2 separate regions of the Mus musculus genome follow, and region 2 is linked to region 1. The links are chromatin contacts, found by Hi-C or POLR2A ChIA-PET in ENCODE. All regions are on one chromosome and are shown on one strand. The core of a region is the stretch at or near the end of the contact, and the rest is flanking DNA. Distances in the headings are between cores, read along the strand shown. Region 1 holds the start of Rdh11 (retinol dehydrogenase 11). Region 2 holds the start of Rad51b (RAD51 paralog B).

The links. Hi-C counts contacts between places; a loop is a spot of excess contacts on that map. ChIA-PET counts read pairs that join two places held with the same protein, here RNA polymerase II (POLR2A).
Region 2: a loop to region 1 is called in a map of regulatory T cell, with 3 times the contacts of the local background. The contact joins the promoter of Rad51b here to the promoter of Rdh11 in region 1. A Hi-C loop is called at or near these places in 3 of 37 maps with a recorded cell type or tissue (T-helper 17 cell, T-helper 2 cell and regulatory T cell). POLR2A ChIA-PET finds 5 or more read pairs at or near these places in 1 of 5 experiments (embryonic stem cell).

The regions. Positions count from the first base shown.
Region 1 is chr12:79,187,519-79,194,758 of GRCm38, reverse strand. Rdh11 (retinol dehydrogenase 11) reads left to right here and starts at 2,904. Exons shown (of 7, transcript NM_021557.6): 1 at 2,904-3,033; 2 at 5,652-5,770; 3 at 6,123-6,278. The coding sequence starts at 2,969.
Region 2 is chr12:79,292,922-79,300,161 of GRCm38, reverse strand. It overlaps Rad51b (RAD51 paralog B), which reads right to left and starts at 2,880. Exons shown (of 11, transcript NM_009014.3): 1 at 2,830-2,880. Zfyve26 (zinc finger, FYVE domain containing 26) reads left to right here and starts at 3,880. Exons shown (of 42, transcript NM_001008550.1): 1 at 3,880-3,936; 2 at 4,390-4,685; 3 at 6,258-6,336. The coding sequence starts at 4,492.

The DNA.
Region 1 (7,240 bases), core at 1,655-4,154:
CGCTTGCTAATGTATGCAATGGTGTCATCGTTTGGAGGCTAATTATGGGATGGATCCCTGGATATGGCAGTCTCTAGATGGTCCATTCTTTTGTCTCAGCTCCAAACTTTGTCTCTGTAACTCCTTCCATGGGTGATTGTTTCCAATTCTAAGAAGGGGCAAAGTGTCCACACTTTGGTCTTCATTCTTCTTCAGTTTCATGTGTTTTGCAAATTGTATCTTATATCTCGGGTATACTAAGTTTCTGGGCTAATATCCACTTATCATTGAGTACATATCATTTGAGTTCTTTTGTGATTGTGTTACCTCACTCAGGATGATGCCCTCCAGGTCCATCCATTTGCCTAGGAATTTCATAAATTCATTCTTTTTAATAGCTGAGTAGTACTCCATTGTGTAAATGTACCACATTTTTTTTTTGTATCCATTCCTCTGTTGAGGGGCATCTGGGTTCTTTCCAGCTTCTGGCTATTATAAATAAGGCTGCTATGAACATAGTGGAGTATGTGTCCTTCTTACCGGTTGGGACATCTTCTGGATATATGCCCAGGAGAGGTATTGCGGGATCCTCCGGTAGTACTATGTCCAATTTTCTGAGGAACCGCCAGACTGATTTCCAGAGTGGTTGTACAAGCTTGCAATCCCACCAACAATGGAGGAGTGTTCCTCTTTCTCCACATCCTTGCCAGCATCTGCTGTCACCTGAATTTTTGATCTTAGCCATTCTGACTGGGAGCACCAGGAGTTTTATGTGGCAAAGCCAGAGGAGTAGTGCCCAGGTTATGGATTGTAGGTGAAGAAAAATGACGTCAGCCACAAGGTGGTTTTATCTGTGTCCTTGACCAGCAAAACAGCAGCTGCCACAATACGTAGGTAAGCTGGCCAAGCCTCGTGAGACAGGGTCCAACTTCTTAGGCAGATAGGCACCTGGTCTCTTCCAAGGACCCAGGGTCTGATCAATACCCTTTGGCTATGCCTTTGTTTTCATCTACATACAAGTTGAAAGGCTTGTAGCTGTCTGGCAGGGCAAGTGCTGGGGCTTCAAGTAGTTCATTCCTTGAGACTGAAAAGCTTTGTCCATTTGGGGAGTCCAGTTTAAGACACTCTCCTGCCCCCTAGTGGCCTCGTAGAAAGGCTTTGCAATCTCTGTGAATCCTGGTACTCAGAGACTGCAGGAACTCACAAATTTGATACCAGGTCTTGGGGACTGAAATGTTGAGAATCGTTCCTTTGCTAGCCTGGGATAGCAGATGTTGCCTGTCCACCCCCCCCCCCCGCCTTGGTTTTTCCCCAAGGTATGTTACATCATTTTGGCAGAGCTGCACTTTCCTCACAGACATTTGATATCTCATCTGGTCTAACTCTCTGAGCAAGGCATAAGTTGCCAAACAGCAAGTTTCTTCATCTGGGGCAGCTATGAGCAAGTCATCAATATGCTACTAGAAAGTTATCTGGGTGTGGGCCTGCCTGTATGTATATGTATATGTGTATGTGAATGTGTATATAAATATATGTCTGTCTGTCTGTATATGTATATGTATATGTGTATATGTATATAAGTAAGTATATATCTGTCTGTCTGTCTGTCTGTCTGTATGTATGTATGTATGAAAAATGGTTGGAGCCTTGCTCTATCTGTCACATGTGTGAATGTATGTGTGTGTGTTTATAATTCTTCCCCACCACCCCCTCTCTCTTTTCTTTCTCACTGATCCCCAAAGAGTTGTCTCAAGAAGGCTGAAGGTTGAAGCAGGAAGGAGAAAGCTGCAGCTTTGACAACTCCTGAAGCAGTACTTCACAGCTGTCTGTGTCACCTCTCAGAGACTACACCAGTTTATTGTAGAAATACTGTTAAACATGTATAAAATGAATAAGAAACAGAATACGTAAAAGACTTTTTTCTTTGAGCTGTGAGCTGCTCTCTACATACTAGACACTAAGAAAGCGTTAAATGCTGATGATTACTAGATAATCCAATACTAAATCTGTAAGAATATGTCTTCTTCCCAGGTGCTATACAGTATATGGCTCCAACTTGACTGTGGAACAGGTATCTTCCAATGAATGGAAATTAATTATGCAAATGAACCAGAAACTGAATAGTGAAGGTGGGAAACCACAGACAATGACTTTTAAAACTTGTTAAACATGATAACTCATGTTTATCCCCATGAGGTACACCTCAAAGGAAAGAAAAGTTTGAACAGGGAGTTTGCCTTTTCCCAAAGAAATGTTCCTGGCCTTAGTTCAAGACGGGATTAAACTCTTTGACAAAGTGATAAAACCAACTGTGCCAATCTGAGAAATGCATTGTTTCCTTGAAGAGTAATACATGATATAGTCATCCAAGAAACTATTTTATTATCAAATAACAACCAAGGGCTTGGGAAATTATGAAGGATACTATCATAGATCGAAGTACACACAACCGTGACTCTCTAGGAGGTCTTAACTTGCTTTGCCCCATAGGGCAAAGGTCATCTCTGAGGAAGGACATCTTCCGCCACACCAACTGTCCGACTAACGGCTCCTGCCCTTTGTAATTAACCTCAGAATACTTTCCAGACGCTGTCTCCCAGACAAAATGTAATTTCCTAATAATGATTGGGGAAAATTGAACCAAACACTGGACTTGGGCTCCAGGAGATAGCAAACCCGCGAGACTTCCAAAGAGTCAATTAGTGGCCAGAGGAGTGGTAGAAGGGCTGGCTCAACGATCCCACAGGCCTAGGCCCTGGACCACTGAAGACCATTGCTCCACGGTTGTGTTATTCAACTTTTCATAGTGCTTGGAAGTATACTCTGAATGTATCACCGCCAGGCGGCCGCCAAATCCAGGACTACATTTCCCAGAGGGCTTTGCTCCCTGGCGGTTGCAGTTGAACCGGGGTGTGTCTAGGATCAGAAGCCATAAGTCCCGCTGTCCTCTTTAGAGCATCAACTTCAACTGCGCTTCGGTGGTGCTGAGATGTTCGGATTCCTGCTTCTGCTCTCTCTTCCCTTCATCCTGTACTTGGTCACGCCAAAAATCAGGTCTGTGCGAATGTTGCTTTTTCTTGCCAGGTCTTTTAGAGAAGATAAAAAATCCCTACTGAAGCCCTCTCCCTAGCCCCCGTAAAGAAAGACTAGGAAAGGACTGAGAAGCCCTTTAAGGTAGCAAAGATCTGGAGTTTACTGGACTGTAGGCGAGATCCTGGTGCCCTGGATGTGGGCACGGCCAGACGTCAGACCCCAGGTGGTCGTAAAAGCGCTCCAGGTCTCCATCATCCTGTATTGCTCTTTCTGGCCTACCTTATTTCCTCTAGCACTATTTGCTCTCTAGCTTCGGGAAGCCGCTGAGTATGGCGGGCTTTAGATTCTAACTGTTTTCTCCACTCCCAAGCTTTGAACCAGCCTTTGTCTAACTATTTGTCTCCAGCCCTTGAGGTACTACAGGAGGGTTGCACTTTTTGCTCTCTGAACCCGATGCCAATGTTATCTGGGGCATGCTTCCTTGTTGCCGTTATTCACTTGTTTAGGTGTTTGTGACAACTGAAGGGGAAGATTCATTGTCCTTCGGAGTAGGAACACGTGCTTGTTTGCCCTAATTAGATTACTAGGAGCCAGGAGAAGAACCACGTGGTCAAAGGATGGTTTCTTAATTAAGTGTCAGGTCAGCCCAAACCTGGAGGTGTGTGTAATCACCTGAGAATCAGCGGCAGGCTACCACAAGGGGCAGTCCACTGATTGGTTCTGAGTAAGTCACCAGGAGTGACGGTGGACCAGTAATAAACGCCACCTTCTTTCTGGGCGTGGCCATAGTTCCTATTGGAGCTGAGGCTGTGCCATCCTTCTGTCATTTCTTACCATGACCAACATTTTTTCTTCCAAGACCTACTTCCCACTCTTTTTGCTTTTTCTTCTCTCTCTGGTGGCTACTTTCATTTTTCCCCTCTCCTCTCTGAATACTTACAGCTCCCATAAGTAGGCACACATGGGCCTTGTACTCAGGTAAAAACTTGGGTTTCTTTTTACCACAAGATCTTCATATCCATATAGAATCTCAACAAAACATGAACCGGAGCTACATCCAGTGAAATGTGTCTTAGAAGCGAGCACTCTAAGGACTCTACTATCCCCGTTGGAGCCAGCATGGGAGAGTGGGGCCAGAGCTGCGCTTTCAAAGTTGATTTCTTGTTTTCGATGATGACAGAGGAAGGAGGAAGAGCCAATTCCTGGTCCCCAGGATTTGTCAGTGTTGAAGTTCAGTCTGAAGGGACGTGAGACACAGAGCCAGGGGCCTTGATCGCTGAGGAGAGAGAGGTTCCTTTGGGTACCACAAGTTAGTTTGTCTTAAGTAGTGGCTGCTTGCAGATAACAAGTTTAGTGGAATGGTTGAAATGCTCCTTAAAAACGCACTTCTGAGTCAACAGATCCTTTTAGTCCTAAAATTGAGAAGAGAAGAGGAAAATCTGAGGGTTGTGTTTGTGCTTCATCCATTTGGAAAGGCCAGCAAAGCCTACGCACAGGTGCAAGGACTCCAACCAGACAAACGTATGGATCCTCACTCTGCTGGAACTCTGCTCTGTTGTTGTTTTGTTGTTGTTGTTCTGATATTAATGTGTGATGTCAGTAGTCAAACCCAGGGCTTGGCATCTGGGTAAACTATGTATGCTTACCCTGTTATATTCCTAGCCCTTGTCTCATTCTTAAATGTTTTGTTTTTGTTTTTAAATGTGTGAATGTGGCTATCTTTTTCTTATTTTTGACCTAGATTCATAAGCTTATGATTTCTATTCTTTGAATTGGATTAGCCCTTCTTAAGATTATAAGATGCTGTTTGTCACAGATTGGCATAGAAAGGCCACTTTTCTTCTGTTTGGTTGAATCTTATGATTTCCTAAGCCAAGCATGCCTGATTGGAAACTAAACTGAAGTCAGGTGCCTGACCAATCAAACACTTATCTAGGTCTTGTGCTTTGGGGAGCAGGTATAACTTTGTTTCAGTTATTTGAGACGGAATCTCTCTATATCTCCCTGGCTGTCCTGGAACTCACTATGTTAGACCAAACTGGCCTTGAACTTAGAAATCTGCCTGCCACTGCTTCCCCAGTGCTAGGATTAAAGGCATGGGCCACCATACTCAGCCAGATCTAACTTTTGTTTTTAAAATGCTATCACTTTTTGTCCTTAAACAAGAGCATAAAATTTTTGTTTTCCTTTTTGAGACAGTTGTAACCCAGGCTGGCCTCGAACTCATCTATCTCCTGAGTGGTATATACCTGGCCTAAGAGCAGAAAGCTGTCTTCTTTATTCCTTACTTCCTAATATTTATTTACTGTGTGTTATTATATGGTGGTACGGGTACACATGCGTGTACTATGGCGTGCATGTGGAAGTCAGAGGATAACTTTGAGGAGTCAAACCTCACTTTCTATCATATAGATCCTGTAGACTGTACTGATGTCAACAGGCTTAGAGGCAAGCATGCCTAACTGCTAAGGCATCCTGCCGGCCTTGCCTTTTTTTTTTTTTTTTAACTTAACCTTATAAAAGAATAACATTGGAAGCCATAAAAGCAAACTCAGCCCTGGAATTGGAAGAAGAATGTAGCTTCAGGAGTCCTTGGCAGGAATGGATAACGAAGGATTGATGTTTTCTTGTGTTTCTAGGAAAATGCTGTCCAGTGGGGTGTGCACATCTAATGTTCAGCTTCCCGGGAAGGTAGCCATAGTCACTGGTGCTAACACAGGCATTGGGAAGGAGACAGCTAAAGATCTGGCCCAAAGAGGCAAGTGCACATGTTTCTAACTCACCTATGCTGATATTTTACTCCTCACAGTGATGGTTGTTTCTTCCCAGACTTAGAATGTAAGAACACTCCAAGTACCTTATTAATTTCCTGTTATAGTCTGAATCTAGTATGGTGTTCTACATATAATGGGCACTTAAAACTTTAAAAAATAGCAAATACCATTTTTATTATTTTTTTCTTTGCTAAGTTGCTTCAGATACCATGGTCGTGAAATAAGGGATAAAAATTCCGATTTTGTAAAATGTCAGGAGCACTCAGCATCTGTGTTCAGTCTCTCAAACCACTTGAAACCAGAGCTGACTGGTTTTTTGCTTCGTTTGGTTGACAGGAGCCCGTGTGTATTTAGCTTGCCGGGATGTGGACAAGGGGGAACTGGCGGCTCGTGAGATCCAAGCCGTCACAGGGAACAGTCAGGTCTTCGTACGGAAACTGGACCTAGCTGATACCAAGTCTATTCGAGCCTTTGCCAAAGACTTCTTAGCTGGTAAGTGGTGAGAGACGATATTATAATCATTGGGATATGATTTATGTCAAAGGGACATCTTCAGGATGCAGAAATGAAAAGAGAGCCTGTTTTAGTTCCTTTACTATTGCCATGCTGAGACACTGAACAAGGCAACATATAAAAGAAAGTATTTAATTTGGGGTTCCCAGTTCCAGAAGGCTAGAGTCCATGACTGTCATAGCGAGCAAGGAGCGTGGCAGCAGGTTGGCAGACATGGCTGTCAAGCAGTACTGTCTGGATCTGCAACCATGAGGCAGAAAGAAGTAGCTAATTGGGAATGGTGTGGGCTTTTGAAATCTCATAGCCCACCCCGAATAACATACCTTCTCCAACAAGGCCACACTTCTGAATCCTTCCCAAAGAGTTCCTCCAGCCCCAAAATTATAGCAGTGAGCAAGAGCTAAAGCTGAAACTGTAGCAGAAACATCAGAACTCAATAGGGGCTTGGTAGGGTATAGCACAGTCATCCAGGCTAAGATAGGAAGCTGAGGAGGCCCTAGGCTCTTGAGAGCTGGAGCTATATAGAAGGTTGAGATTCATAAGAGAGCCATTTGGTCCACAGTCTATGTACTAAGAAGAAGAACAAAGCCCTGGCCACCTTGGACATAGTACAGCAGCTTACTAGCTCTGGATCTGTTGCTTACTTTTCCTTTGCTGTGACAATACAGTTGCAGAAGGGTAGGGTCCATGATGGCAGACTAAGGTGTGGCAGCAGGTGTAGCTGAGAGCTCACATCTACAACAGCCAGCAAGATACAGAAGGCGTACTGGGAAGGGCATGAGGTCTTTGAAACCTCAAAACCAGTCCCTAGAGACATGCTTCCTCCAGCAAGGTCACACTACCTAATTCTCTCCAAACAGCTACCAGCTAGGAACCAAGTATTTAAATGTTTGAGATTCATGGGGGAATGTCTCATTCAAGCCACATTCTTAGGATCTGGG
Region 2 (7,240 bases), core at 1,631-4,130, 110 kb before region 1:
AAATGGAAGCTGAGAAGCCGGGCGGGGTGGCGCATGCCTTTAATTCCAGCACTCACAGGGAGGCAGAGGCAGGCGGATTTCTGAGTTCGAGGACAGCCTGGTCTACAAAGTGAGTTCCAGGACAGCCAGGGCTATACAGAGAAACCCTGTCTCGAAAAACGAACGAATGAACAAACGAACGAACTAAAGAAAGAAAGAGAGAAAGGAAGGAAGGAAGGAAGAAAGAAAGAAAGAAAGAAAGAAAGAAAGAAAGAAAGAAAGAAAGAAAGGAAGCTGAGACCACAAAGGACTACTGCTTACTGCACGCTTCCCCAGCTTGCTCACCATAAGAAGGACCACTGACACTGAGCCAAGCCCTTTTCCATCAACTAGCAGTCAAGAAAACGTCCCCACAGATATGCTCACAGGCCCATCCGATGGAGACAATCCCTCTTCTCCTGAGGGTCAAGTATCAAGTTGATTACCACGACTAGCCGTCACTTATAACATCTTAAGACACTGAGTGTTACTAACAAATTTTGTCTGGTTATGTAATCTTCAAGATGCATTTCCAAGTGGCAACTCTATACTGATCAAGAATGAACAGACATCTGCTAAATATCAACCATGCTCCAAAACCTTATATTTAATATTCTTGACAGACTATAATAAAAATAAAATGTTCTTTTTTACATATGAGAAAGCTAATGTGTAAATGTCAGTTATCCCACTGTCATCAGAAAATAAATAAATAACAGATTTAGGGTTTCATTAGGCAGTTTGTCCTGAGACCTATCCTCTTACCCATTACTACTGTAGAATCACAAATCTTATTTCACCCTTGCTTTTTCTAAAGAGTCAGAACAAATTTCAATCAAGTGATATCAATAAAATTCTTCATTATACTAGCTTCTTACTGTTCCATGTAGAATTAAATTCTGCTCTTCCTATAGCTTAGATAGCTAATGAGACTCATGAAGTATTTGTCTTCAGGGAGTTAGAACTGTTGTAATCTCTGTAATATTGCATGCAAAGAAGAGGCTGTGTGTCTCATCGAAATGGCAAAATATCCTCCAGAAATAATAGGAACTCATTATTCCATGGAATAAAGTAATAATCAATAACTATACACAAAAGAACAAAACTACACACAAGAATTAAGATTCCTACTACCAACACTATATATAGCCCAATAAATAACCCTCCTCTCTCTCTTCATCCCCCATCTTCTACTTCCCTCTCTCCACACAAAACCAAGATACATTCTCTTTATTTCTTTCAGTTGGAATTTTGTAAGGATAATTTGTTTCCTTAAGAGAAAATTTACCAACATTTATACGCTACTCTATTGCCTACTGCTTCTCAGATAAGGTAGTTCCAGGCAATAACATCATATAACGAATAAATTCAGACCCTCAAACAACAAAAACAAAAAACACCTACAACCCCAAATTACAAAGACCTTAGCAATAATCACTCTGATTTAACAGTACCACTCTCACTACTTGCCCTCGATTCTGCTTATGGCTTCAAGTTTTTTCCCTACTCTCCCAAATATAATATAAACTCTCCAAATATAACATTCTCTATTCATTTGTTTCTTTCACCAATATTAAGCACATGCTATGCTAAGCTTATGTCCTCCCTTTTGCATACTTACAATTGAAGAATGAAGAGACATATATTCAAGTAACTACATTTATGTGACAGGTATTGTAGTTGCTATGTGCACGTGCTACTGAGATAGACAGGGAGAAGTCTCGAATTGGTCTGAAAAAAATTAGGTTGCATGTCACAATCCTACTAAAAGTAGTTCCCTTAAAAGTTAGTTTCATTGCTTAAAATGCTTCATGGGACCATCATATGACAACTTCCAAACTTTTATGATCAATCATATTTTTTTTCAACTTGAAAAGGGCATCTCTTACTTAGCTCTTGTCTTTCGAGCAAAGTTGTCCTCATGTGTAAAACAACGGTGATTCTAATTTCTACTCCAGAGCTGGTGCATAACGCTCAAGGTAGGCACTCATTATAGACATGTGATTCTTCTAACGTGACTATCCACAACGTTAGGTTAGGTTACTCAAACACATATTTCTCCACACAAACCCTTCGCCAACCAGTCACTTCCTCTCGAGTGCTATCTCCACACTTTGCACTTATTTCTTCCTTAATCTGATCTGTGCGTTATTATAGTGTATGCTTTTCTTTCTTCCTGATGTGTGCGTAAGCGCGTACGAGACAGAGGAGACAGCATCTCAGACTGAATTTCTGTTAGGCGCTCAATAAAAATAGTGAAGCAACAAAACCCAGCTATTTTGAGGAGGCTGAGGGGTTAATTTATTTATTGGGCCATTATTATGCGCCAGACACTAGTTTTAAATGCTTCGGATGTTTTTAATAAACACACGAACTAGCCAAGGGATCGAGCCAACATTCGAATCCAGAGATCTGACTCCAGATTCCGCGCTCTTAACACCACAAGTTTGACAGTCCCTAAACTTGCCCGGATGCCTAATTTGCCCAAGAGCGGAGGAAGAAGTATCAAGAGTTAGAAAACCTGACGCAAAACTTCCTAATAAAACAGAGCACCTTACAAGCATCACTCGCCTCCCTAGAGGAAGTCGGAAGCTCCAGGACCCCGTCCGGGTTCCAGGGACGAGCCCCGTTACAGAGTACGTGCTCAACACGCAGGACTCTCCGCGACCCCGGTATCAACAGCCACAGGCTCCAAGAGGGAGCACAAGATAATGAACACACCTTCCTCCCCACAACTGCCCCCTCAGAAAACTCCAGTACCAGGTCAGCAGCGTGGAACTTTCAAAGTTTCCCCCACCCTCACACAATTACCCGCGAAAAGTGCGAGCAGCAACATCTGGGGCTCTGGTTGGTTGGTACTCTGGCGACTTATCCAATCAGAAGCAGGAAAATCTCGGGTTAGCCCAGCTGTATTTTGGGAATTGTAGTTCAGTCTCGAAGGTTAATCTAATTAAATTTTTCCTTTGTAGTGATTGCTTAAATCGAGGAGCGGAACCTTTCAAGACGAATGTAGAGGAGGGAAAACCCTGACTGGAAATTCTTTTCCTCAGTGAATCGCATTTTAAAGTTATTTCCTGGGCCAGAGAAGGTTCTTTTGGGGGGCTGAGGGGTTGGAAAAAGGGTGGGCAATATGCCCTATTCCCGTTTTGGGATGAGAGTTTTGTGTTTCCTTTGCACTGTTCAACACATTTAGATGGTGAAAATGTCCGGGAAATACTAACTAAAGCGTCTCAAACTAAAATACATTGAAAAAGAACCACTCAGTTTAGTTGAAAAAATAAAAGAAGTCAAGTAGGTTTCGTATTTAAAACAGCTGCGTTAAGAAAAACTAATAAACTTAAGAACTGACTTGATTACATGATTTGTGAAAAGCCTTTGCTCACTCTTTGTTTTCGTTTGCAACTCCTTTGTACCGACCTCAGTCTTTCGATGGATATATAATTATATATGATATACACACGATAGAATTAGATAGAATAATGATACAGGAAGATCCAGAATTCCTGTGGCTAACCTATCATCTATCACTGGTTGGCACGGAGAAAATGTTGACATCAAAAACAAAACAAAACAGTGGCGGGTACGGAGCGTGGAACACAGATATTCCTGGCCCCAGCTCCCCCGAAATGAATAACTGTGGATGTTGCGAGAAGGAGCAATCATAATTAGGGAGAGTCCTCAGTCCTGTAGCTAGCGGATCTAACTCTTCCTTAGAGTCCCCGTAGCAATCAGGTGGCATCACGTGATTCAAACAAACACGGCACTTGATTTGCATCTTGCTTCTCCTGAGCCAATAAGAGTGGCGCTCTCTTTCGTCATCGCCGCCCGTTCCACCACTCTTCGCAATGGGACTTGTCACCTGACCGGGATCAAACATGGCTGCTCTGGACGGGAAAATGCATTCGACTCCCGGAGCAGGTGAGTGTAAGGCGCAGGGAAGATTGCGAGGGTGCTGTCCACGACCCCGCTAGGGGGAGCATCCCTGTCCCCCAGCCTCCCGGCTCCACAGTTCAGTCCCAGATTGATCCCCTAATCTTTAGCCTCTGTCTTAACAGAAGGCTCTAACCAAGGGAGTTTTCATCCTTACCAAGGCATCCACCAACCTAGAGATTTGTAGCCTGACAAAATGTTCAGGAGGGAATGCGGAAGTAAATGTATGTGTCTGCACCCCAGGCTAGCAAAAATATTAAGATTGTTATATGTGAGGTCTGCGGTAGAAGATGAGGTACACCCCTTAGAGAAAGAGACGGCTCTCAAAAAGAGATAGTAACAGGTCAAATTAAACCCAAAACAGTCATTAGAAAAGTAAGTTCTGCCGTTTCTTTTCGGGCCAGCAGCTGGTGGTTCATCTAAAGTTTCGTTTCTTCTCAGCTCGTGTGGTGTTTCTAGGGGGTACTTCACGGATGAGAAAATTGAGAATGTATTTCGCGTAACGCCTCTATTTTCTATCTACCTGCACTCTGTGCTGGGAAAATGAGTTACCCATTTGGGAAAGAGGAAACCGCTACAGAGGAGGAACTTTTTGAGTTTTTCTGTGAGTGCCTGCGGAGGGGAGACTGGGAGTTGGCACAAGCATGTGTACCTCAACTACACCGGGGACAAGGAGAGATCCCCCAAAAGGTGGAGGACATACTACAGGCGCTGGTGCAGTGTCCCATTCTGCTAAGGTAAGCGATCCCCGCTCCTACCAGGATCTAAGAGAGGAAGATAGTGGTTCAGTGTTTGTACTCTAGTCTGTGTGTGTGTGTGTGTGTGTGTGTGTGTGTGTGTAGGTTTTCGAGACAGGGTTTCTCTGTATAGCCCTGGCTGTCCTGGAACTCACTTTGTAGACCAGGCTGGCCTCGAAATCCACCTGCCTCTGACTCCCGAATGCTGGGATTAAAGGTGTACACCACCACGCCCGGCTGTACTCTAGTCTTTATGGCCCCCCAGTCAGCTACTATCTTAAAAAGTTAGCAGACGGGGAACACATTTCAATATTCTGATGTTTTATCTGTGTAATGTATTTTACATCTAATGTACTCCAATGGCCATGAATTATGCTCTGCAGCTGAGTTTAAGCCTGACTACCAAAAGGATCCTGAATATCATTTCTTGTTTATTATCCATAGAAGATGGCTTAACTGCATTTTGTCTCCAAAAGACAAACCCTGTTCATTCCTCTTGCTTACGAGACTGATGATGGTGTTGCTCTGACAAAGAGTTGAAAATGCATTGACTTAAAATGTTTTATTGTGAAATAATCATAGACCCACAAAAGGCTGAAGTACAATAGAGTTGGCACAAGCTTTTTCCAGCTTCCCCAGTTGTGACATCTCATTCCAGCTGTGTGTGCTAAAGCAGCAAAACCAGGAAAAGTGCATTACTATAAAAAAAAAAAACTATGCAGTTTTATCCATTCAGGGGTTGATATACGCCCACTGTAATAAAGATACAGAAGTTCTGCACACTACACATGAGTCCTCTCACTCCTTGCTACTCTACTGTATGTTTGCACTATGACCCCTTCTTGCCTCATGAGAACCACAGTTCTCCATCCTAGATCTTATATTAAGTTCTTTAAGGTGTGTACTACTGCCCAAACTACTGACTTAAAGTAAGGCTTATGAATTCCTATAACTAAATAGTTATAAGTGAATCGCTATGAACTCCCTTTATTCTTTTATATTTGATTCATTTTCTGTGTTCAAAAGTACACTTAGGAGCTGAGTATGGAAATTTAACCCATGCATCTCAACTGAGGCAGGAGGCTGGCCATGAGTTCAGGGCCATCCTGGACTACAGTGTGAAACCCTATCTCAAAACAGTGAAGGACAGTGTGTGTGTGTGTGTTTCAGATAACCTTCATTACTGTGATTTTCTCTGTAGGAATATACTTAAAAATAAAACTAAGTCAGGTGTGGGGAGGCTATGTCTGCAGCTCCAGACACTCTGAAAGATGAAACAGGAAGATTGCCTGAGCCCGGGAATTCTATAGCATAGCCAGCCAGCATAGCAGCACTGCAGCTACAAAGCTAAGATACAGTTGGATAAGGTGCAGGCATTAATGCAAGCTGGAAGTTATGGGGCTCTGTTTTGTTGAACTGTTACTTACAACTGAGAGTTTCTCACTAGGACTTACCAGTTCAGCTCTAAAGTGGGCTGACTGAAAACTGAACCATAAATCATGAATCACAAAGGGGAAAGGGTGGGCTAAGACTCGTATTTTACTAAATCAGTCTTTCTTTCTTTCTTTTTAGATGTGGGCCAGACATCAACCCTCAGAGATTAGCCTGGCTCTGGCTTCTTGTATTAGAAAAATGGCTGGCCCCAGAAAAGGTGCGTGGGTTTACATTTAAATTTTTCCCTGAGGCCAGGACTGAAAAGAACTATAAGGAGCTCAGAGATCTTCCTTCTTTCTGTTACTTCCTTTATTTGGTGGTTAGTTGTTGTCTTTCTTGGTGTAGACTGTGGAAATTATTTGCTCATTAATTTGCCCTGGTGGCTTGGTTTATAATATCATTTGGAGTGATGCTGTCCACAACTGTCCAAAAACACCAGAAGTTGTTGTTCTAAATGTAATTTTTCTGTTGTGATGTTGTTGTTATTGTTGTTGTTTTTGAGACAAGGGTTCTCTGTGTAGCCCTGGCTGTTCTGAAACTTACTCTGTAGACCAGGCTGGCCTTGAACTTACAGAGATCCACCTGCCCCTGCCTCCTGAGCCCTGGGATCAAAGGTGTGCACCACCACTGCCCAGCCTAAATGTATCTTTTAGACAGAGTTTTAGGTGGTTGTCTAGCAAAGAGAAATTACAGAAAGACTAGCAGAAATAACAAGTAAGAGAAGCAAAATTGTAAAATAATGAAACCTAGGATAAGTAAGAGTCAGAACTGAAGAGGGGAAAAGAGAACAAAAATGAAGCAAAGTAGAAGAGATTCCGTAGCATCTTCAAAGGGAGGGGGAGATCGAGGCTTTGCTACTGAGTGAGGATCTTGCATTACAAACATGAAGTCCCTTGCACTGAATGACTGACCTTTCCCCTCTGGGGAAGAGGTCTGCTTGCTTACTGGTGGCCTCACAGCTTGCTTATTCTCGGGAAGCTTGCTCAATACCATCAGGTGCTGGGTTTCACGTGCCGGCCTTCCCAGCCTAGCCTGGGAATGGTTCTGGTTTTGGCCAATATCAGACAGATTATCCAGTTCTTAAAGCTCCAGGGGTCCACTTCTTTAAACAGTTACAGGAG